3 separate regions of the Homo sapiens genome follow, and all the other regions are linked to region 2. The links are chromatin loops, found by intact Hi-C in ENCODE. Cell type or tissue: ascending aorta. All regions are shown on one strand.

The links. A loop is a pair of places that touch in the nucleus more often than their neighbours do. Peaks named below come from ENCODE experiments on the same cell type or tissue, not always from the same donor. Only the 100,000 strongest peaks of a DNase experiment are listed, where the experiment ranks them.
Region 1: it touches region 2 in a loop (5-fold over the local background); 6 of 110 quality-filtered maps call a loop at or near these places.
Region 3: a loop joins it to region 2, with 8 times the contacts of the local background. A loop is called at or near these places in 26 of 110 quality-filtered maps.

The regions. Positions count from the first base shown.
Region 1 is chr4:3,945,222-3,953,221 of GRCh38, reverse strand. It overlaps the pseudogene FAM86EP. Among named protein-coding and RNA genes, the nearest start is that of ADRA2C, 180 kb to the right of the region's middle. RefSeq lists enhancers at 5,263-5,763, 7,085-7,585. In ascending aorta, a CTCF peak has its summit at 3,104 (motif pointing right); a DNase peak (open chromatin) is centred at 5,248.
Region 2 is chr4:3,477,331-3,485,330 of GRCh38, reverse strand. All of the region lies in intron 4 of DOK7 (docking protein 7), which reads right to left. It overlaps LOC105374355 (vegetative cell wall protein gp1-like), which reads left to right and starts at 494. Exons shown (of 3, transcript XR_007057994.1): 1 at 494-886. RefSeq lists enhancers at 1-943, 2,646-3,612, 3,613-4,580, 4,800-5,391. In ascending aorta, a CTCF peak has its summit at 4,604 (motif pointing right); DNase peaks (open chromatin) are centred at 770, 1,650 and 4,600; H3K4me3 peaks cover 1,368 bases; H3K27ac peaks cover 5,147 bases.
Region 3 is chr4:3,343,179-3,351,178 of GRCh38, reverse strand. The region is part of intron 3 of RGS12 (regulator of G protein signaling 12); the gene reads right to left. Among named protein-coding and RNA genes, the nearest start is that of RGS12, 54 kb to the right of the region's middle. In ascending aorta, a CTCF peak has its summit at 4,928; a DNase peak (open chromatin) is centred at 4,926.

The DNA.
Region 1 (8,000 bases), 470 kb before region 2:
GTTCTTGTGAATGCACCCTTGAGATTTCTCTCTCTCCCCTCCACACAGAGCTTAGAAGCAAAGTTAAGAGACTCATCAGATTCTGAGCTGCGGCGGGATATTTTGCAGAAGGTAAGAATCCCAGAGTCCCTGGGACTCATGACTCTGCCTCCTGAATCTCTCCGGAAGACCTGAGAGAAGAACCGCAGGTGTGCTTGTACCCTTTAAAAACACCCCTGTTCAAAGAACAAAACCATTGAGTCAGCACTGCAGGTGGGTGTGGGCACCTCCGACGGCTCCAGCTCTTTCATTTTCTAAGACTTAGACAAAGACATCAGAATATACAAAAATCTGCATGAGAGGGGGGAATCTAGGGAAAGTTTTTTAAACCATCCACAGCAAAAACAGAGATGACAGGTGCAAGACAGCTTCTAGCATTTGGTAGATGCTCAGAGACTTTCTTTTTTGCATTCATGAGGCCTGTCCTGCCCACTCCTGTCTCTTCTAAACCTAAATGGGCCCTTGCTTTGCCCAGGGTGGGGTTTGGACTCAAGAGCATCTGCATGCAGGTGAGAGGCAGGATCACCACCCGGCCCAGCCGCAGCCTGACCTTGGCCTTGAGGGCCAAGTGCAGATCACCCTGCATCCTGGGTCTTCACCTTCGAAGGGCCATCAGCCCTTCTGAAAAGACAAAGCAATAGACTCCCTCCCAGAAAGAAGTGCACCAGAAGAATACATTTTCCATACAAACTCAGGGGAGGCAGACATCCTCCACCCTCACCCACCCAGCCCATCCTAGGAGCCCCGGGGAAGAATTCCTGTGCTAGAGGTGAACCAAGATTATCCACGTGGAAAAGATGCAGCCACAGCAGGGAAGACTTTCGGGGCAATACAGTAGGTCAGGGCTTCAAGCATGGAGATACCTGAAGTTATCTCGCACCCTGCTCTGAGTTTCACCCTGAGCCTCACTCTCGTAGGTGGTGAAGCATGAAATGTGGGGAGAGCTGCTTTAAAACCCAGCACAAGGCTGGGTGCACTGGCTCACACCTGTAATCCCAGGACTTTGGGAAGCTGAGGTGGACGGATCACCTAAGGTCAGGAGTTCGAGACCACTCTAGCCAACATGGCAAAAACCCATCTCTACTAAAAATACAAAAATTAGCTGGGTGTGGTTTTGCACGCCTATAGTCCCAGCTACTCGGGAGGCTGAGGCAGGAGAATCGCTTGAACCCGGGGGGTGGAGGCTGCCATAAGCCAAGATCGGGCCACTGCACTCCAGCCTGGGCAACACAACGAGACTGTGTCAGAAAAAATGAAAAACCAGCACCAGCCTGAAGGGCCTGTGTATTGCGTGGGGTACTTTTCTGCCCTTGGGCAGAATCTGCATCCCTCCCAGCCAGCAGGTGCTGCGGACCATCTCCTCCCTCTCCCTCCAGACTCCTGTTTTCCCACCGTCCCCACTCCTGCTGCACCAGTCCCTCTGCCCTCCTTTCCATGTGCTAGGCCGTGGATACCTCAGAGCTTACACCGGCTGTTCCCACTGCCTGGAACTTGCTCGTCCTGCACTTGGCTTCTCTTGGCTTTAGCTGGAGTGTCACCCTGAGCGTCCCTTCCCCTCCATCCTGTCCCCAGGGACAGATGCTCCAAGAGAGCAGTTGCTGAGTGGGCCTTCCCGCCTCTTCCATAGAGCCAGACAGTTGGCGACTGTCCTTACTGCAAACCCTGGTTCACACTGGCTCCCCTGGGAGGGAGGTGGTTTGGGCCCACATGCCCTGTGTTCCTGCTCAGAATGGGCATTAGAAATGCTGCCATAGCCTGTGCCACTGCAGTGGAAGCATTTTTAGGAAACGGCTTATATCTTAAGACAAACTTCAGATGCGTGGGGCCAGAACGCTGTGTCCATCTACATCTTTGCTGAGGGATCGGGTAGCCTGGAGTTTGCCCTCTGCTGTGTTGGCTTGAAGCTCATAGGAGACTTCAGATGGGCTCTCCCCAGCAACCAACGTTCTGTCCTTTGCCATAGACTGTGAAGCATCCTGTGTGTGTGAAGCACCCGCCGTCAGTCAAGTATGCCCGGTGCTTTCTCTCAGAACTCATGAAAAAGGTCAGTTATGGGCAGTGTCCGCAGAGTAGTGGGACAGCATAGCCACCTGCGTGCTGGAGCCCCCGTCCTTCCCAGTCTCTGGGCCTGCTTTGCAAACCCCAGCATGGCAGGGGTCTCCCCAGGCAACTGGCTGCAACTGCGTGTGACCCATGGGAGACAGTGCAGGGCGGGAAGAAGGGGAGGCCAGCGTCTCTCCCTCACTCTGCCTCCTGGGGTTTCCGCAGCAGCTGCTTCTCTGGAGCCCCAGCTCCTAGCATATGGATTCTCATTCCTACCAGGCTGGCCCAGCAAACAGCACTGGAACCCGCACCCACACCCTCTGTCCTGCCCGCCAAAGGGTTTGGAGTTTCCTGCTCTTGTCCATCTCTGGGTTGCCCCACAGGCCCCTGTTGGAAGGTTTAGCTCTTGCCACACCTTTGGAACTAGTTCCTCTGGTGAATTCTCTGCATTGATCCTGCTGGAATGAGCTCTTTCCTGACTGATACAGGATGGATTTTATTTTTTACTTATTTATTTATTTTTTTGAGACAGTCTCACTGTGTTGCCCAGGCTGGATTACCATGGCATAATCTCGGCTCCCTGAAACCTCTGCCTCCTGGGTTCAAGCAGCTCTCATGCCTAGCCTCCTAAGAAGCTGGGACTACAGGCACACGCCACCATGCCTGGCTAATTTTTGTATTTTTAATAGAGACAGAATTTCACCATGTTGGCCAGGCTGGTCTCGAACTCCTGACCTCAGGTGATCCACCTGCCTTGGCCTCCCAAAGTGCTGGGATTACAGGCAAGAGCCACTGCACCTGGCCTAGGATGGATTTTAAAGATGGGCCTGAACATGCAGGGTTTGACATGAGGATGTCTAGAGGCCGTTCCTCACTAGGCAGTAGCAGACCTGCTGAGTGAAAGGGCCACACTTTTAGCAAATAAACAATCCCCTGCTTCTCCAATACCTGCTTTCTCCCTAGTCCTCCCCAAAAGGCTGCATCTGTGGTCACCAGCAGGTCTGCCCTGTGCCACCAGGAGAGGGCAGCGGTCATCCAGTGTACCCTGTTGCTGCCCTGTGAATCTTAGGACGGGGCCAGCCGTGGAGAAGCAGCCTGCTGACAGCCACAGCCTGCAGCATGGGCCGCCCTCACAGTTCTGCCTGGGCTCACTTAAAAGCACCTTTTGTTTTCCTCCTCTCTGTGTTTGATCCAAACACAGAGCTCTCTGTCATGGTCAAGTGGCAGCTCTCATGGAATTCTTGTCTCCTGCCCTAGACTACACCTAACCCTACCCTCTCAACACCTCTTGTTGAAGGCCCTCCCATCCAGGTTTCCCTACCAAGTGAATTTTTTTTTTAGAGATAAGGTCTCTTGCCCAGGCTGTCCTCGAACTCCTGGGCTCAAGCAGTCCTGTCATGTCAGCTTCTAGAGTAGCTGGAACTATTCGGCACACACCACCACGCCCAATGAAGTGAATATTTTATATGGCAGCTGGCCGGTATTACACCATTCCATCCCAAATCTCCCCTCCAAACCTGGCGAAAATCATCTGGCCATTTTTACAGATTAGAACGAAAGCAAACAAGCTCTCACTCAGCCTGCCCCCAGCACGAGGCTGTCCACACAGAGCCTTTGGACGAGCTGTACGAGGTGCTGGCGGAGACTTTGATGGCCAAGGAGTCCACCCAGGGCCACTGGAGCTATTTGCTGGTATGAGAAGGGCACCCTCCTCCCCCTCACAGCCCAGATACCCTTCCTGCACAAAGTGAAAACGTGGGTGTGGGTTCAAATCCTGACTCACCCATTCTGCAGTCTTAGATATGAGGTCCATTAACCTTCTTTAGCCTCAGTTTCCCTGTCTGTAAATCAGGCACTTCAACAACAACATCATGCCTCGTGCGGTTGTTGGGCATTTGTCCAATGGGTGGCACACACTACCTGCTTCACAAGGACCTGGTGCCCAGTCCTCAAAGAACACCTGACAGGGCTGGGTGTGGTGGCTCACGCCTGTAATCCCAGCACTTTGGGAGGCCGAGGCTGGTGGATCTGAGGTCAGGAGTTCGAGACCAGCCTGGCCAATATGGTGAAACCCTGTCTCTACTAAAAATACAAAAATTAGGCTGGGCGTGGTGGCTCATGCCTGTAATCCCAGCACTTTGGGAGGCTGAGGCAGGGGTATCACCTGAGGTCAGGAGTTTGAGACCAGCCTGGCCAACATGGTGAAACTCCATCTTTACTAAAAATACAAAAATTAGCAGGGTGTGGTAATGAGCACCTGCAATCCCAGCTACTCTGGAGGCTGAGGCAGGAGAATCTCTTGAACCCAGGAGCTGGAGGTTGTAGTGAGCCAAGATCGGGCCATTGCACTCCAGCCTGGGCAACGAGAGTGAACCTCTGTCTCAAAAAAAAGTACAAAAATTAGCCAGACATGGCGGCACGTGTCTGTACTCGCAGCTACTTGGGCGACTGAGGCAGGAGAATTGCTTGAACCCAGGAGGCAGAGGTTGCAGTGAGCCAAGATCATGCCACTGACTCCAGCCTGGGTGACAGAACTGAAAAAAAATAACATAAAACATAGATACAGAAAACCACAAAGGACAAACACAGCATATTGAATCATCACAAGGCAGCCACCCCTTCATAGCCACACCCGGCCCCTGGCCACCACTGACCAGTGCTCCATCGCCAGAATTCTGTTGTCTCAGGAATGTTCAATGAATGGAATCCTGTATGGCCTGAGATGAGTGTCTTTCATGCCACATGACACCCTTGAGGCCTGTGCAAGCTGATGGCATGTCAACAGTTAGCTGTTTCTCATTGCTGAGTAGCGATTGGTCCTGTCATGGTTTATTCAGCCATGTGGTGGATGGCTACTTGTCTTCTATGCCACTTGTCTTCTGATTGCTGGACTGACTCTCTCGCCCTCTCTTGGTGCAGCCCTCGGGAGGCTCGGTCACACTCTCCAAGAGCACAGCCATCATCTCCCACGGCACCACAGGCCTGGTCACATGGGACGCTGCCCTCTACCTTGCAGAATGGGCCGAGAACCCAGCAGCCTTCACTCACAGGTGACCTCGGGGCGCAGGGCAGGGCACCGAGGCAGGCTTACCCTGGTGCAGTCACAGACACGGTCCCCTTTCCTCCCACCAGGACTGTCCTAAAGCTTGGCAGTGGCGCCGGCCTCACAGGCCTGGCCATCTGCAAGATGTGCCGCCCCCGGGCGTACATCTTCAGCGACTGTCACAGCCGGGTCCTCGAGCAGCTCCGAGGGAATGTCCTTCTCAATGGCCTCTCATTAGAGGCAGACATCACTGCCAACTTAGACGGCCCCAGGGTGACAGTGGCCCAGCTGGACTGGGACGTCGCGACGGTCTGTCAGCTCTCTGCCGTCCAGCCAGATGTTGTCATTGCAGCAGGTAATGCCCAGCCCCGGGCATCCTGTGCAGGCGGTGTCCTTGCAGCTCTACCCAGCTCTTGGCTCTGGGAAAAGGGAACAATGGATGCTGTCAGGCATGGACATGATGGGGCTTCCAGAAGAGTTACTCTGGGCCTCCAGGCTGACATCAAAGGACAGGGGTGCCTCTTAAGGTGACCTTCAAGCCACAGCCCTCTTGCTGGAGACAGGCATACTCCCGTTCCAGTTGTCACCACATGGCTCTGTCCCAGAGCCATGCCCTGTGTCCTTCAGAGACCACCGGAGGAAAACAACCACTTCTGGGATGAGGACAGGGCACTTGAGAGAAGGTGGTGTTTGGCTGGGCCACCGAAAACCCCTCGCCCCTGCCAGCACACTCAGTCCCCTCTCTGATGGAACAGAGCTCTGCCTGTGGTCCTGGGTCCCAGCCCTGAAAACCACAGGTCCAGCGGTGGCCAGGGACACAGGCCCACCCCTGCAAGCCAGCAGACAAATCAGCGGATACCTGAAACACGAAGTTCATGGCAGATTCAGGCTTTGTGTCATTCAAAGCCCTCTAGATAGGCCGAAAACCAGAGCTGGTTTTTTAAGGAACACCAGTGAGTCTGGACATTTTTTTCTTTTGCTTCGGTCTTTTGCAGCTTTCTCTAAGGGTTCTCCTTTTTCACCGTAGTAATTGCCTTTCCATCTAATGGCCCAAATGTTTAAATGGCATCTAATAGTCTCATATGACCGCTGCCTCTCTGGCCTCGCCCTGCTGCTGTGGTCAGCATGACCTGGAACTTTCCACTTGTCCCTTTCAGTAACCTGAAGATTTCACCGTAGACGTGCTGTATTGCCCAGAAGCCATCGTGTCGCTAGTCGGGGTCCTGCGGAGGCTGGCTGCCTGCCGGGAGCACCAGCGGGCTCCTGAGGTCTACGTGGCCTTTACCGTCCACAACCCACAGACGTGCCAGCTGTTCACCACTGAGCTAGTTGAGTCCCCACGCCCACCCGGGCCTGCATGGTCCCCGAGCTGTCCCTGCAGGACTCCAGTGGAAGTGAAAGAACTGGGCGCCGGCGTAAAGCTAGCATGCCCCACACTCCCACACCATGCGGGGAACTCGGGCAGAGGCCGGTGAGCAGGGTGGGCTTGGAGCATGGGGGGCTTGAGGCAGGAGGAGGGCAGCTCAGCACAGGAAGGAGGGTCTGAGCCTAGCAGCCCTACTGTGTGCTTCAGAGCAGGGTTCCCTAAGCCCTTGGGCCTCTGTTTTCTCATCTATAAAATGGAGGTGGTGGGAGGGGCAGTCGGGGTCAGGGCTGGACACAGCTGTGGCCAGCAGGATGCTGGAGCACAGGCTGTACAGGCGGATCCACCACGCCACTGTCCTGAGCACCCAGTCGGTGGAAGACAAGCAGAGTGACTGTAGAGAAGGGGAATTGGCCCTGTAGTGGGCCAGCCACTGTCCTTAGACCTAACATTTGTCAGCCCCCAGCACCTGTGAGGGTGTGCTGTCCTTGTCCCATCTCAGTGACAAATACACTAGGACACACGGAGGCCAAGTGACCCCCGAGCTCCCGCACACTGCAGCCCGGCCACCTGGCTCGCAGGTCTCCACACTACATCCAAGCCCCCCATTGCCACCAGCCTTTGCCCCAGCTCCCCCTGAGCACAGCCCCTCCTGGCAGCCATGTGCACAGATGCACGCACAGCAGCCTCTGCCTGCACACAGAGACACGGACGACCCAGTGACTGTCCACGTGGGGCAGCCCGTTAACTACAGAGTAAACAAACAAGCCGGCACACGAAGGCGTACTGGGTTCCACGACAGAGTCCTGCACAACCTCGCACAGGAGGCTGGCCGGGTGCGGGGCCCAGGCCTGTCATCCCAGCACTTTAGGAGGCTAAGGCAGGAGGACTACTTGACCCCAGGTGTTCAAGACGAACCTGGGCCACATAGTGGGATCCCGTATTCACAAAACATACAGAAACTAGCCAGGCGTGGTTTCACACACCTGTAGTCCCAGCTACTCGGGAGGCTGAGGTGGAGGATGGCTTGATCCCAGGAGGTGGAGGCTACAATGAGCCCTGATCTCACCACTACACTCCAGCCTGGGCAACAGAGCAAGATCCTGTCTCAAAAAGGCAAAAAAAAAAAAAAAAAAAAAGGAAGTCTTTCTTCAGATACTTACGTGAAAAAATACCTGCAATATCTTTTAAGTGAAAAAAACAGTGCCAAGCAGCACACATAGTATAAGAACCCACCCACCATTTTTTTTTTTTTTTTTTTTTTGAGACAGAGTCTGGCTTTGTATTGCCCAGGCTGGAGTGCAGTGGTGCCATCTCGGCCCACTGCAACCTCTCACCTCCCAGGTTCAAGCTATCCTCCCATCTCAGCCTCCTGAGTAGATGGGACTACAGGCAGGTGCTACCACACCTGGCTAATTTTTTTATTTTTTGTAGAGTCAAGGTTTTGCCATGTTGGCCAGGCTGATCTTGAACTCCTGACCTCAAGTGATCTGCTGCCTCAGCTTCCCAAAG
Region 2 (8,000 bases):
AAGCTGGGTCCCCAGAGCCTCTGGACTCCCCAGGGACCCCGCCGCACCCTTCAAACTTGGGCGCTGGGGTGAGTGCTGCCCCGCCCATCCTAGGTCCTGCAGCCGACAGGGCATGGGGAGGAGGGAGGGGGTGCCCTGCCCTGGACAGATGGGTGCCCCCGCCCACATACCTGCCTTCCGGGCTTGCTTGGGGGGATGGGGGGATGTGGCTGCTCTGCCACCCAGCAGGCACTTGATCAGTCCCTCCTCTGCCCCAAGGTCCCAGCGACCCTGCCCCCACAGCCGTCTTGAGGGCAAATGAAGCAGCCAGGAGACCCCAGAGACATCAAGTAGGGTCCCCTCAGGGCTCCAAGGCCACAGGAGAAGGGAGCTGTGCCACCTGGAGCTGGGGTCACATCCCAGGAAGGCTGCCATGTGACCACACTTCCTTCCCCCGGGCTGTTGGGAGGGCTGCATTCAGATGTTTGTAAAAGGTGTGGCACGGCACCTGCCCACACATGCTGCAGCCGTCACTGCTGGCCAGCACCGCGTCCTCCCCACCTCCTCGGTCATCTTTCAGGGGAAGCTGGAGCTGCCAGTGTGTGGGTGCTGCCCTGAGGCCGTGTGCAGCATCCTGGGGCCAGCATCCACCCCTGCACCCCCACAGCAGCAGGAGGGCCCCCAGGGACCAGCCCAGCGTCACTGGCAGAGCGATGCAGCCGCCACCCGTGGAGAAGCCCCAGCTGCGAGTCACGGGGGCGCTGCCCTCCCGGCCAGGGGTGAATGAAGCCCTGGCGGCCGCGTGAATGGGCCACTGGGCTGGCTGCACCCGGCTGGACACTCCGGCTGGCGTCACCTCACAGGAATCCCGCCCGCTCCGGGGCCTCTGCCCATTGCCCAAAGAAAGGTACGCAGGAGGGAAGGCGCCGGGGTGGGCAGGAGTTGGGGGGAAGGGAAATCTCGGCATTAGAACCCCCGCTGCCTGCTGCCCAGTCATGCTCTGCCTTCACGGAACACAGGCTGTAGATTCCAGGGACACGGAACTCAGGCCAGCCCCGACACGTGGCGACGCTGCCGGCCCCTTGGCAGCCACCCCGGGCACACGAGGGCGAGCGGCACCTTGTGCTGTGGATGCTTCCTTCCACGTAGTGTCCCCAAACCGGGTCATGGGACAGCGCCATTCCTACTTTAGCAAAAAGGACACTGAGGCCCAGAGAAGGCACGCCACCTGTCCACCATCACACAGCCACGAGGTGGACTCAAGTCCAAGTCCCCTGGCCCCCTGTGCACCTTCTGGCCCGATAGAGCTTCCAGTCCTACTGTGGGTGAGGGGTGCTCCTGATCAGAATTGGAGGTGGGCATGGAGGGGAGGCCAATGCCCGCTGCGATGCCATCCAGGAGGATGCCCCGAGAGGCTCATGAGGGCCGTGATGGGGTGGGGCCCCCAAGCTGGGTAGGGTGGGCAGAAGAGAGCCTGCACCAGGCCCTGGGGGCAGGCAAGGAGAAGGCCGTCATGCTGTCTGCTGGCTGGCTCACTCAGTGCCAGGCAGTCGCTCCCTGTCCCCGTGGTCCACCCCTCCCTGTGAAGGGCTCAGCCGGCACAGCCCCAGCTCTCACGAAAGGCCAGGCTCTCTAATCCTGAGCTTACAGACAGCTGGCAGTGGCCACGGGACAATGAGTCCCCCGACTATAAAAAACCACATTACGGAAGGAGTGGAGCCGGCCCCGCATTCCATGCGGCGTCTGCGGAGCGTCACTCACCCCGAAGACACGGTCAACCGGGCAAGGCCTGGAGCACAGCCCACCGCCAGCCTCGGGCTCCCACGTGCCCACGCGACACCCTCGCCAGCCACCCCCATCATCCATGCCAGCAGAGCTGACATCAGTGGCCCTGGAGGAAGATGCCCATCTCCAATGCTGGTCTGCCAAGGTCTTGGGCCATGGCCTCCCAGGACACCGCACGACTAGGCTCTCGCTGGGCCTCCCTGGGTTCATGCTCCACCCCCGCTCCCACCCAGCCCCCCCCGGTCTTGGGAATGCTCAAAGCTCCCTCTGCACACCAGGTCTGCCTGCCATCTCCACTCAGGAGGCTGCCGTCCCCACCCTCCACACCCCTACATCTCCACTCAGGAGGCTGCCGTCCCCACCCTCCACACCCCTACATCTCCACTCAGGAGGCTGCCGTCCCCACCCTCCACACCCCTACATCTCCACTCAGGAGGCTGCCGTCCCCACCCTCCACACCCCTACATCTCCACTCAGGAGGCTGCCACCCCCACCCTCCACACCCCTGGCCACCTAGAACACCCCAGACCTTTCCAGACTCAGGCCACATAACGACACCTTTCATGATGCTTTTCTTGGCCTCTGGCCCCCTTCAGTCCCCTGACCCCGACAGCCCCTCTGTGGTGCTCTCACGGACGCCTCCTCTGGGGTTCAGCCCCACCTGCTGCCGTCCCGGCTGCCAGGCTGAGCACCTTGCCGGCAGGGAGCACAAGCCGTCTGTGGTCTCAGTGTCCACCCAAGCGCCCATAACCAGGAGACCCCCAGTGCTCGGCCTTGGGTGGAAAGACATAGGTGAGAGGCTGCTGACCGCCCCCCTGCCCCTTCCCCAAGACAGGGTGCGCATGTTTCCTGTTTGCCTGTGTGTTTGGGGAAAGGGGGGAGAACAGGGCCTGCCCCATTTTGCTATATCACACAGGTGTGACTGCAGCAAAGCCGGCCACTCTGTTTCCCCTATCCCTGCCCTCAGAGGCCGCTCCTTCTCCAGAGGCTGGTCCACTCCCTCCCTGGAATCGAAGCCAGCCAGTGATGGCTCTGGCATAAAGTGGCATGAGGGATGCTCTCCCAGCCCTGCCCCAAGACCGTCAGAGGCCTGGCAGCTTCTGCTCTCTTGGAACCTATTGAGAAGCCCAAGGTGTCCTATCGGAGGGTGAGGTTCCTGGAGGGAAACTGAGGCAACCCAGCCAACAGCCGGCACAGTGCTTTCCTGGGCCTTTGGGCCCCACCATAGCCAAATGCCACTGCCCGAGGGACCCCAGGCAGCACCTCATGGGGCAGAGATGAGCTGTCCTCACTGAGCCCCGTCCAGATCCCTGGCCCACAGAATTGCCAGCCAGGGAACAGCCGCCAGCCGCTAGGTGTGGCAGGGTAAATAGGAGTTAGCTCAGCTGTTAGAGGGTAAGCGGTGGAGGGGGGTGAAAAGGGCACGTCAGACATCTTTGAGCACAAACGGGTGTCCCAAAGGGCTGTATAGGAGCCCTGTTGTGGGGGATAGGAGGCGTGAGGGTAAGAGGAAAGAGCATGGAAGACGCAGAGAAGCAGGACAGAGTCAGCAGAACACAAGCAGAAGGCCAGGAGCTGCGGGGCTCAGGGCGGCGCCAACTCTGGACAGAGGCTGGGGTTGCTGAGCGGCAGGCAAACCTCACCCACGTTACAGACGCACCTGCTTCCTGAGAAACACGTCTCCAGTGAAAAAGCTGTTGCACTAACTCCAGGACTCACCGGCTTGAGAAAGAAAATGCTCCTCCACGCAGACATTTAATGAGCCAATTAGATCTAAGATGGTTTCCATCTGAATATTCTTGAGTGCCCTCGTGGCTGCCCCTTGATGTCAGAATCTTAAGTGCTCATAATCCCAGCTCCTCAGAGAACAAACATCGGGGTGACCAGGGTGTCCTGGATGGCTCATGCCAGGTAGGCATGGGCAGGACTGAGAAGTCTTGATAACATGACCCTCAGCCCTCTCCATCCCCCAAGGTGGCAGCTTCTTGTACACTTGGGAGTGGCCCCACCTAGTGGGTCTCGGGTGGAGGAAGGCCTGGAGCCTGGCAGTGGGTGTTGGCTCCCACCCCTCCTCTGCCCTCCTGAAGCAGCCCCAGTCCAGGGGCACCACTCTAGAAGGCCCCCCCTTCCCGGGCCGGCCCTCCTCCCCTTGTCCATCACCACCTTGTTAACATTCCTGCAATCCACAGGGTTCCCATCCCCCAACCAGGCAGCTGCTGCCTGGGGCAGCCTCGCCCTCCATCTTCTGGACCTCAATCAGAACCTTCTCTGGCCCCTGCCAGCCTCTTCCTCCAAGCTCATCTGCACCCCGGGGTCAACATTAGCATATAAAACACTCCCCATGCTCAAGCACCTTCAATGGCTCCCTGCTGCTCCGAGACAATGGTGCAAACAAACACTGGTCCAATTAGCCAGCTCTCTACAACCCAGCCCTGTCTCCTCCTCCTCCTCCACCCTCACGCCTCCTATCCCCCCCAACAGGGCTCCTACACAGCCCTTCGGGACACCCATTCGTGCTCAAAGATGTCTGAAGTGCCCTTTTCACCCCCCTCCACCCCTTACCCTCTGACAGCTGAGCTAACTCCTATTCACCCTGCAGAAGTCCCCTGAGGCTCGCCCCTCCAGAGAGCTTCCCCGCAGTGCCCCCAGCCTGGGGTCTGTGCCCCTCCTGGCTCCCCTCGCACCCTCTGAGGACTGAAAATGCCTCACTCAGTCTCACGCAGCCTCTGAGGCCGGACCGTCTGATCCCTAGGCCCAGCGCCCGGCAATGAGAAACTGCTGAAGGCGCTCCCTGCTGCCTGACAGAGGCCAGGGTTCCAGCCAGCTCTGTCCAGGCTGCCCCCGCAGGCTGCAGTGGCCAAAGGTGGCCGGCAGGGGGCTCTCCAGAGCTGGGCAGATGCCGCGTTCATGTAGCAAGAGCCTCCTAGTTCAGGTTTTCATTCTTTACTCTTCTTTTTTTGAGACAGAGCCTGGCTCTGTTGCCTTGGCTGGACTGCAATGGCGGGATCTCAGCTCACTGCAACCTCCAACTCCCAGGTTCAAGTGATTTTCCCACCTCAGCCTCTGGAGTAGCTGGGATTACAGGCACCTGCTACCACACCTGCCTAATTTTTGTATTTTTAGTAGAGATGGGGTTTCACCATGTTGACCAGGCTGATCTCGAACTCCTGACCTCAGGTGATCCTCCCACCTCCGCCTCCCAAAGTGCTGGGATTACAGACATGAGCCACTGTGCCTGGCCACATTCTTAATCATTTTTAAAAGTCAAAATGAGTTTCAAATGCTCCGGGCGGCCCCCAGAGGCTGGGCAAAGAGGCAGATATGGTCCTTGGACTGGACCCAGCTGGAGAGAGCAGGTAAGGGGGGAAAAAGGGGGCACCTCCAAAAGCTTCCATTCACCCTCAAGGCCCAGCTCAAACGTCCCCCTGCGCCTCCAAAGCCCTCCCTTCCTAGGCTCTGGGTGGGCTCACCCTCTCTGGGGCCCACCACCGTCTGTGCTGCAAGCTGAGCCTGTCCCAGGGCGAGTGGCCCTCTCTGCATCACTCTCCACCACGCACAGTCCATCCCCGAAGGCGGGGCCCAGTCACTTGCCCGTGTGTGAGGCTGGAGCCTGCAGACCTGAGCTGTCCACAGACCGTCGCCTGCCATGTGCCAAGTGCGCTCGGGCCAAGCTCCAGGAGTCCACACTACAGGCCCGTGACCAACAGAGACGGGGAATTGGGCCACACTGGGGACCCGGGGGTTGCTGTCACCAAGCCACCTCCTGTCCCATTCTGAACAGGCAGCTGTCCACAGAGAGACCTCTGCCCCCCAGGCACCAAGACCAGCCAGGCCTGTCTCCACCCGACCCCCACCAGGGCCCCCGTGATGCACAGCCACGCCCAGTGTCTCAGGATGAGTGAGGCGCAGCCATCGCCTTGGGCCAGGGTCACCCTCTCTGCTCTCTGCAGAGCTGGCTGTGGCGGGGCCAAGTGAGGCGGTTCTGGGGATCGGGGGCCAGGCTAGGACCTGTCCCTGGGGAAGGAGGGAATGTGGATTTCCTACACCCAAGAACTTCCAGGGCCTTCCCACGACTCCAGCCCAGCTGTGACCTCCAGACTGAATGTGACGACACCCACAGACTTATTGGGATTCAGATTCTGGATATTTCTCCGTCCCAGTGGCCCCAGTTGTCGGCCAAATGGTGGCCCACAAAATGTGTTCACATACCAGGGCCTGTGAACAGGAGCCTCTGCGGATGGAATTGATGGTCTCGGGATGGGGTCACCCTGGGTCATCCAGGTGGGCCCTAAGTCCACAGACTGCAAGAGACTGAAGAGGAGGCTCACGCAGGAGCCAGCAGGCGCAGGGACTGGAGTGGCACAGCCACGAGCCGAGGCCGCCGGGGCCACCAGCGGCTGGAAGGGGCAGGAAGGACCTTCCCATGGGTCCTCCCCAAGAGCTTTTGGAAAAAGCCAACCCTGAGGACCCCTTGATTTGGGGTTTCTGGCCTCCAGGCTGCAGAAGGAACCCGTTCTGGACACTTGGCCCTCTCTTGGGGGTCATCTGCTACAGAAGCCCCAGGAAGCTGATGCCGCTGCCCCTGGACCACCCGAGTTGCCGGCTCCCTCCCGCAGGAGGCCCCAGGCTGCCCACACGTGCCGCAGACTCCCCGTCCCTCCAGCCAGACGGCCTGCACTCAGTGCTGCGTTGAGAACACCACCGCTTGGCCGAGTCTAAGACCCAGCCTAAACCACCCAGGGTGGTGGCCACGCCTGTCTCCAGGAGGATACAGCCCAGCAGGGCCTGCTGGGGACAGGGATGGGTGGCTCGGCCAAGCCTTCCAGCCTGGCCTCCAGAACCCACCTACCCTACGGGGTGTGCAGCCGTCGGTGACCGAATTCCCAGAGCCCTTCCTCTCTCAGGCCAGGGTACCACCGGGGACGAGAACATTCAGCACTGAGCTGCAAAGGCGGGTTCTGTGGGGCCAGCCCCCGTTTGCGGGTTCTGTGGGGCCAGCCCAGTCTGCAGGTTTGTGGGTTCTGTGGGGCCAGCCCGGTTTGCAGGTTTTCAGGTTCTGTGGGGCCAGCCTGGTTTGCAGGTTTGCGGGTGGGGCTGCTCTAACAGCTTGCCCCGGAGAGGCAGCAGCAAGACAGACGGCCCCACAAGAGTGCCCCCAGCTTTTGAGCAGCCCAGGAAAACGGCACAGTAGCCTCGCCCTGGGGAGAAGCACAGCCCCAGGTGTGGGATTGTTTACCAGCGGAAAAGGGGCCACCCACACCTCGGCAGGGATGTGAACCTCCACGGCCTCAGAGGAAAAACATCCAGTGTCCCCATTCCATTATGGCCCAGACAAAATAAGCAGGTCTCCAAGGAAACGGGTCCTCCTGCTGTGCCCCGGCTTAGAGGGTGAGCACGCGGCGCCACCCCGGCCGGCTGCCTGCCCGTGCCAAGGAATTCCACAGACAGAAAGGAAGGTATGGGTCCCCCTCCTCCAGGCACCCCCAAACCTAGCACACAACAGACAGGACAGGCTGCCTGTGTCAGGACAACTACAGCCTGCAGCTCTGGCTTCCCACACGACAAAGGACAGGGACGCTGGGCCCACCCACTGTGCCCAGCCACCGCCAACCCACTCCCCAGTGGCTCCCGAAGCCCCAGTACTGAACCTCTGGCCTGCCGCAGGGAGGGCCTGGGGGCAGATGGGACCCCGACAGGTGTCCTAGCTCTCCCGGGAACCACCCCCCACCCCACCCCCCGCACCAGCTCACAGCTGGCATAGGCAGCGGCCCTGCCCATCCATACTGGCTCTCCAATCCCAGAGGGGCCAAGGCCCTTTGGACTCTGGCTATGGCCCCTGCCAGCCCCAGGGGCCGAGACTCCGGGCCAGCTCTGCCGCACGTGCCTCCTGCAGCTGGCTGTGTACGCCCCCAGTCCGTGGAGCCTGAGCCTCACTGCCCTGTTCCCCTTTCAAGGGTCAGATGTCGTCTCCTCAAAGGCCCCAACAGGGCTGGCTCCTGCCACAAGACCTACTGGGTTTGCTCCCAGCGCCCAGCGCAGAAGGTGGCAGAACGTGGCACCCAGATGGGCTTGCGCCCGTGCCCCAGCTGGCCTTTGCAGGATGAGGTCCCAGGCGGCCAGTGTGGCCCGTGTCCTTGCCTGCGTTTCCTCCACCCAGACACATCCAGGCTCCACCAGAGCCCCCACCAGTGTGAGCCAAGTGCAGTCCCTCAGTCCTCTCAGCCCCAAACCAGGCC
Region 3 (8,000 bases), 130 kb after region 2:
GTAAACATTTGAATATTCAACCCTAAATTCAATTGAATCTGAAAAAAGGATTAAAAGGTTTTTAAAAGTCAAACTGCTATGAAAACTGCTTTATCCATAATTCTGGTCCACAGCCTTCATTAATTACTTATCAGGGTAAACAGAACTTAGCCACAGATAAAAGTTCCGTTTTGTCAAAAATATAATTTGATCCAACTATATTTTATAAACCAGTGAATTTGTATTACTATGTTTTTCTGTTTCATGACCAAAATTCTAAAATGAAAGCCATAAGATCTTTATTTGTGTCTGTATTTGCTTTTATGTATGTTTATACATATTGTATGTTACATCTACATGATAAAATCTGACATAGTTAGCCAGAAATCCCTTAAGAAATTCTATTTGGATTGGCTTAAACAAGCACTCATGTAAAATATATAGTAATTAACCCAAATGCTTTTTAGTTCGTGTGACTTAAATAAATCTTTTTTGTTTTTTTTGTTTTTTGTTTTTTTGAGATAGGTTATTTCTCTGTCACCCAGGCTGGGGTGCAGTGGGACAAACATGGCTCACTGTGGCTTCAACCTCCTGGGCTCCAGTGATCCTTCCACCTCAGCCTCTTGAGTAGCTGGGACTACAGGTGTGTACCATCATACCTGCCTAATTTTTTTATTTTTTGTAGAGATGGGATCTTGCCATGTTGCCCAGGCTGGTCTCAAACTCCTGGGCTCAAGCAATCCTCTTGCCTCAGCCTCCCAAAGTGCTGGGATTATAGGCATGAGCCACCACACCCAGCTGACTTAAGTAAATCTTGGATAAATAAGTTGGTTTTAAATTTGTTGATAAAATAAAAATAGAAGTGTCTTCAAAACTGTCAGCATACATTTTTGCCCAGCTTTACTGGTCAGAGAGGATTATATTTATCTCTACTAGATGTCTTAAGGTTATAAAAGTATAAATCCAGACTAAAGACACAATTATCTTTATTTGTATAACTTTTTAATGACTAAGACTAACACTGTTAGTTTAATCAAAATTGCTGTATCTTCTGTGTTATCAGCAAAATACCCCTATATTTAAGTTTCTCAGGTGAAAACCTGATACTCATAGGCTATACAAATGGTGAAAAGGGAAATAACTTGAAATGAAGACTAGCTTTTTCTATATCTCAGTTTTCATAAGTAACCTAGGTATAATTATTAAAAATAAATAAAGTACATAAACGTAGATGGGAAAGTGCTTATAGACTGTCATGTAATCTGAAATCTTAAAGTTATGCTATGTTAAATTAAATGATACTCATAAAATGTCTAAGTCATTTCCATATAAGATAAAGTACTAAAACATACATTGCTGAACACAAATGTAAGTTTGTTCTTGGCTTATTAAATTTTAGAGAAGGACTAAATATATTTTTGCCTGTTAATACACAAAGTAATTATGTAACGGGAAAACATGTTTCCAAAAATTATAAAATGGTTCTCATCTATAAAATACTGATTCCAAGGTTTTCACTAAAAATTACAGTTACTAAGAGTTAAAGTTCTTACATATATATATTTCAGTATACAAAGTATACGAAAAGTAAGGTATGTTTCTGATGAGAAAAATTATGAGAGGAATAAAAATGTGTTCTTTATTGAAAAAAAGAGTAATTTTGTCTAGTTTGGAGATTATTTAAAATTTGTTTCAAAATATGGATTTAGAAAGCAAAGAGAAAGAAACCACTAAGTAGGAGAGCGAGAGATGTGAAGAAAGTTATAGGTATGTAGATGTATCTTAGTAAGGAAGGTTAAAAACAAAAATGAATAATTTTGTATGACAAAGACTCCTGTGTGGTAAATTTTTGTCCTAAAGTAAAATGCCTGTTGTTTTAAGAAAGAGGAAGTACAGAACAAAGCAGAAAGGCTTAAGGATGTCATCGAAGGCCTATATTGGTCATAAAAGTCTGTGAAAGATAAATTTACGAAATAAATTTTATATGATTAAGTTGGTTATAATTAGAAGAAAATTATGTGTAAGTCCTTCTAAAGACCAAACTTTAATATTAAAAATACACTAATACAAAGCAAAAAACGTGGTCGCTTATGTTAGAACAACAGGGTTTTCCTGAAGTATTGATCGGCTATTAGTAAAACTGCAGGACGTTTTGATTTTTAATTCTGAAGTATGTTTATAAAACAAGCTTCTGAACTGCAGCTTTTTTCTATTTTAGTCTCCATCTAATTTCCCTCGTATGAGGTTAGAAATGCTGTCTTCATTTAGAATGGCAATTTCATTTCTCCAGGCAGGGTCTTCCTCTCCAGGTGAATCTGACAGCCTCGGCTTGGGCTTGGCCTTGCTGCGTGTGACCTGCTGGCCGCATATCACTGCCTTCCACTCTCTCCCCTTGAGAAGCTGCAGCTGCTTGCTTGGCTAGGGCAAGGACTCTTTCCTTCAACTTTTTTGTCAGCTCCTGGAACTTTTTTCTCCAGTTTTAACTGTGTTACTATGGTCTGATGCACTGTTTTCCGCCTGTATAACTCGATTCTGTACATTCGGCTTTTCTGGATGTGTCTGAATTGTTCCATGGAACCAGAAAACTTCCCATACTGTGACTTAGAGCCCTGTACTGCCCTGCTCAAGCCACTAACTGTCACATTGACATTCCTCTATAATACGGTGCGCACTCGTAATACTGGACACCCTCTTCCTATGTCTCATTAAATTCAAGTACTTTTCATCAGCTTCTACTTCCAGGCAAACCAAACGGGCTTCCCATGAGGAGAAGCAATCACACCACAGGAGGTTTTTCTTTACCTTTTTGGTAACTGGCCTACGAAACAAAGATTTTATGTTTTATCAAGATAATTTCCTGTGTTGTCTTTATTAAGTTTTTTATTTTGTAGGAAAACTGAGCTTTGAGTGGGTTGTTTGTTTACATTCATGGAACTCCCTGTGTTGCTTCTGAAGTCTTTCTCATTCTGGTTAAATGAATGACTATTATCTAATAGTGACCTGTGCTCCTGTTTTGATCAGGCGTTTTAAATCTTTTGGCATCTTTGATGGGCTTCCCCAAGATATAAATTCTAAATTAAATCTTTTTGACCCATAATTAGCTTTAGTATTTTCCAGTCAAGCTTCTGGAGAGCCTCAAAGGACGTATCTCTCATCTTACAAAGACTTATCTGGTACGTCTGGTAAATGATTAGGCTTATCTGGTAAATTGTATAAAAAACACTGTAAAATGATACGTGATGCTAGACCTTCTTTCAGTTACATTTATGGGTGTGTTTTTATAGGAATGTTCCAAAATTGTATAAAACTCTCAGAAACCTAATATGCCATAACTCTAGTTATTATGTTGTATGCTACAGAAATAGCCAGATTTCCTTGTCAATTGCTAATTATAATGAACTTCCACCAGATTTTAAACCATAGCTATTCTGTTTTCCTTATCCATTGTTATTGTTTTGATTTTTCTCTAAAAGCATTTGCAATCAGATTCATGGAAAAGACTCTAAGAAGCACTCTTAAATACAGGTTTCTAATAACTTTAAGATCGACAGACTAACTGAAAATTCTTCAGAACTCTAATAAGGAAACAGATGAATTTGTGAAACTACTTATCAAGATCAAGCAGAACAAAAATTAATTACATGAGATTAAATAACTGATGAGATGTTTTTATGACTTTTATTTGAAACATTGTTGGTTCTTTACTTAAATGTTTTGTTTTCCAGATCTAAGGATGTTTTCTTTCTTTCTTTTTTTGAGACAGAGTCTCACTCTGTTGCCTAGGCTGGAGTGCAGTGGCGGGATCTGGGCTCACTGCAAACTCCGCCTCCCAGGATCACGCCATTCTCCGGCCTCACCCTCCCGAGTAGCTGAGAATACAGGCGCCCACCACCACGCCCGGCTAATTTTTTGTATTTTTAGTAGAGACGGGGTCTCACCACGTTAGCCAGGATGGTCTCGATCTCCTGACCTTGTGATCCGCCCACCTCAGCCTCCCAAAGTGCTGGGATTATAGGCGTGAGCCACCGTGCCTGGCCAGAACGTTATCTTTCTTAAACTGTTTATAACTTACAGCAATCTGGTAAAGTATACTTCTGTGAAAACAAAAGTAAAAACATTTGCTTTTTCTCCCTACTCGATCCCTCCAAAATTTGGAAACTGTTCACATGTATTCTTATGGCAATGTGGTTATTTACAAAAAAAAAAAAATCTGTTCCCTCTTTGTAGCAGGATACAACTGAGACCAGTGGTTCTGTTCCCAATGCCTTGTCTGGAATCTCAAATTTGAGAACGTGCATAGAATACCCTGCTTCAAGGGTTCCTAGACTTACAGCGGGTAAGTAAAAACTGTCACTTCGTATCAGGCCCAGAAACCTTAAGACTGTAGGCAAAATCTATAGTCTGCCTTGGTTTGGCTTCCCAGCCTCAGGAGGTTGTTAAAATCGGAGTGATTTTTTTCTTGTGTGATCAATGTAGAGAGAAGCAGCCATGTTTCTGAAGAAAAGCTGCAATACTCCTGTTATTAGACTGGAGCCCTGTGCACTGTTTCCAAGCTCCTCAATTCTTCCAGCTTCCTCCCATCCAACTTTCTCCCATAGAATCACTAAAAGCAGAGAACTACTCTATTCCTGAAGCCCTATAAGCTGAAACTAAATGTTAAGGGACAAAATCCCATTCCTGATGCGTGGGCCACACCAAGAGTTCACCAAACCACTGATGCCACAACCAGAGACACTTAGACCACAAGACAGGACTAGAAGCCGACAGCTTCATGCTGTGGGCAGCTTCTCCAAGGCACTGGAATAAGAGTCCATATTATAAAGACACATTTACCCCTCTTAATGCCTACCTTTTTGACTCGGCAGAATAATGGTGTAATCGAAATTTCACAATCAGTAGCTTCTGCTGGGAACTAGATAGAACCCTAAGAGATCCTTGAGTCCCCCTAGTGGGTGACTTTGGGAACATCCCTAATACAACTGGTGCTCACTCTGCTTTAATCCAACTCAGTCATGGGACACTAGATGATAAAATTGCTCTAAATTATCCATTGCGTAAAGAAGGAAATGTCTGTGCTATTGCTGATACTACCTGCTATACCTGGATAAATTCTTCTGGGAAAATTAAGGACCATATACCCAAAATAAGAAAACAGGTCGGGGCATGGTGGCTCATGCCTGTAATCTCAGCAGAGGCGGGAAGACAGATTGAGCCCAGGAATTCAAGATCTGCCCGGGCAACATGAGAAACCCCATTCTCCACAAAAAGGAAAAAGTACACACACACCAAAAAAGGAAACAGGCCATATATTATAAAAAGTCTCACCCAATTCCCTATGGTCATTTGATTTATTCAACTGGTTGTCTTTAAGCCTATGTTCATGACTCAAAACATTATGCAAACTAGGATTGTCATATTATTATTAATTTCACTCTGCATTTTCCCTTTATAAATTTTTTATCTGTTGCTTAAGTCTCTGCAGAAGTACAACTCCTAACAGAATCGTGCTGGCCCAGCGCGTTGAGATGATGCCAACACCCATGGAACAGACAAAACCGTACTTAACAGTGGACTCAGGTAGACTGCGCCTGAGGGCCACTCCCTCCACACCTCCCTGGTTGCTCAAATGTGGCTAAATGAGCTCTGACACTGACTCCTGGTCACCAGTCACTTCCTGATGATGTGGAACCAGACCACACCAAACTGGGACAGCTCCATCCCAGCACCAAGGGGCAATCAAAGCCTGACTGCAGGATGACTGGTCAGCTATGCTTTTGGAGAAAGATCTCAATTAAAAGGGGGAAATGTGAAAGTTGTCAGAAAGAAAATGGAGTCACTTGTATTAAAAACCCTAACAAAGTGTTACAGAGCCAGAGAAGGCCAGGAAGGGAGGGTTCTCATGCTCATAGACCTGATAACAAATCCATCACAAAAGACTGCAAAACCACAACCTTGCACACAGGCCATCTCAGCCTCACATACAAAAATATTCCTCTGAGGACATCTGTCCCGCAACTGCCTGTCCAACCTTGGACTGGTCCCATCCTTGTAAGATAATTATCTCAAAACAATCCTGTGATCCTCCTCATTTTTCCTTGAAAAACTGCTGTCTTTCTTGACCTCCCTGAATATTCATAGTTTACTACAGCATGCATATTCTCATTGCAATGCCTATTCCCAAATATTAATAAATATCGTTTTCTTACAGAGAGCCTTCCTCCGTGTTATTCAGGACGATGGGCTCAAGAGGCAAACCACCCCTCACTTGGGAAGGCTGCTCAGATCCCTCTCCAAGGAGTCATGGAAGGCAGCCAGCAGCGAGCAGGGCCCACACAGAAAAGGACAGGCAGCCCTGCCACCTGGGCCATCCTCCTTGGCCCCAGTAAGAGATTTACAGCCAGGAAGTTTAAGGTGTGGGGCAAAGACAGCAGGGACCACAAGCCATGTGGAAAGCAGCAGGGCCCTGGTGGAGATGGAGCATCCACTGGGGACACCCAGTGATTAGACGCTGGAGCTGTCTATCAGGAGCATGGCACTGACCCTGGCATGGGGCACACCCAGCAGCAATCCACCATGAGATAGAAGTTTACACCCAGCAGGGAAGGGGCAGGTTGTGCAGAGCACGTGGCCCAGACCCACATATCATTCACCAGGGCACCAGCACAGCTCTGTCAGCCCAAACCTAGGGCCACACAGTGAGTTCCTCATGACCAACAGAAAAGGAGGAAAATGAACAGGACTTGTGCACAGATGGTCAGCTCAGCATGGCAGTATGAGCCAAAAATGGTCCCGGGGTCCTCAGCCTCAAGCTAGGCCCTGCCTTAGGTAGCACACACCCCTTTTGAGTCTTCATCAGCAGCATGAGCACCCCATTGCAGCCGATTCTGATTGCTGCCCGCCCAGATACAGCACGCTAGCCCTGACCTGCCCTCGAGTTCCCCGGAGAGACCAAAGCTAAACAGGCCATCCAAGGGCAGATTCCTATTTGCAGCCACAACGTGCCAATCCCCAGGACCCCTGCCATCCCTGAAGCCACCTTTTCTCCTGGAAGAGCAGGAGCTGGAGCAGTCACTGTGGACGGAGTCTGGCCACACCGCTCATGCAGATCCTTCCCAGCTAAGAACACTCTCGCCCGTCCCACACGCGCTGAAGGAGACATGTACAAGAATGCCGTAAGGGCAGACTCTCTCCCACTCCCACTGAGTGTCTATCGATAGCGGAAGGCATCAATCATCGTCATATACTCATAGCAGAATGCCATACAACAAGTAAAAGGACTGGACTGAAAGTCCAGGAGTAAATCTTGAAAACATGACACATGTTCTAGAATAAGACATTAATAAGAAGACATAGAATACAGCTGCACCTGTATAAAATTTTAAAACATGCCAAATGAGACAGTCAAAGGATCAGTGGTTGTCAGAGTTCAACGGGAGGGTGCAGGGTAAACAGGTGGGGCATAGAGGATTTCCAGGGCGGCGGCTTTCTCGGTGATACACAGCGGTGGGTGCACGGCACGGACATTTGTCCAAACCCACAGAGAGGACAGCACGGGCAGGAACCCTCGTGTGAGCTGCGGACCTAAGCTAATAATCATATGTCTACACTGGCCTGTCAACTGTAACAAACACCCACACCAATGCAGGACGTAATGATCCCGACGGCGCATTTTTAACAAGTGGGTGGGGGCATAAGGGAACTCTCTGTACTTTCTGTAAACCTAAAACTGCTATAAAAAATAAAATCTTTTCATTGTTCTTTACAAAAGAAACACAGATAGACGAGCCACACAAAATGACACTTACCCATGTCTGTGGATCACGCCCCGTCTTTAAGGGGGCAATGACAGGCCCTACCTCGTAGAGTATTTGTGGGGATTAAACCAGCTCATTTCTAGAAGTGTTCACTGGAGTCTGGCACACAGAAGAGCACCCCAGAAAGCCCTGTGACAGCTCAGACACATTGCAGGGTAGAAAGGTTCCCAAATGTGCATGGGACGCTGTCCCCCAGAAAACAGGGGT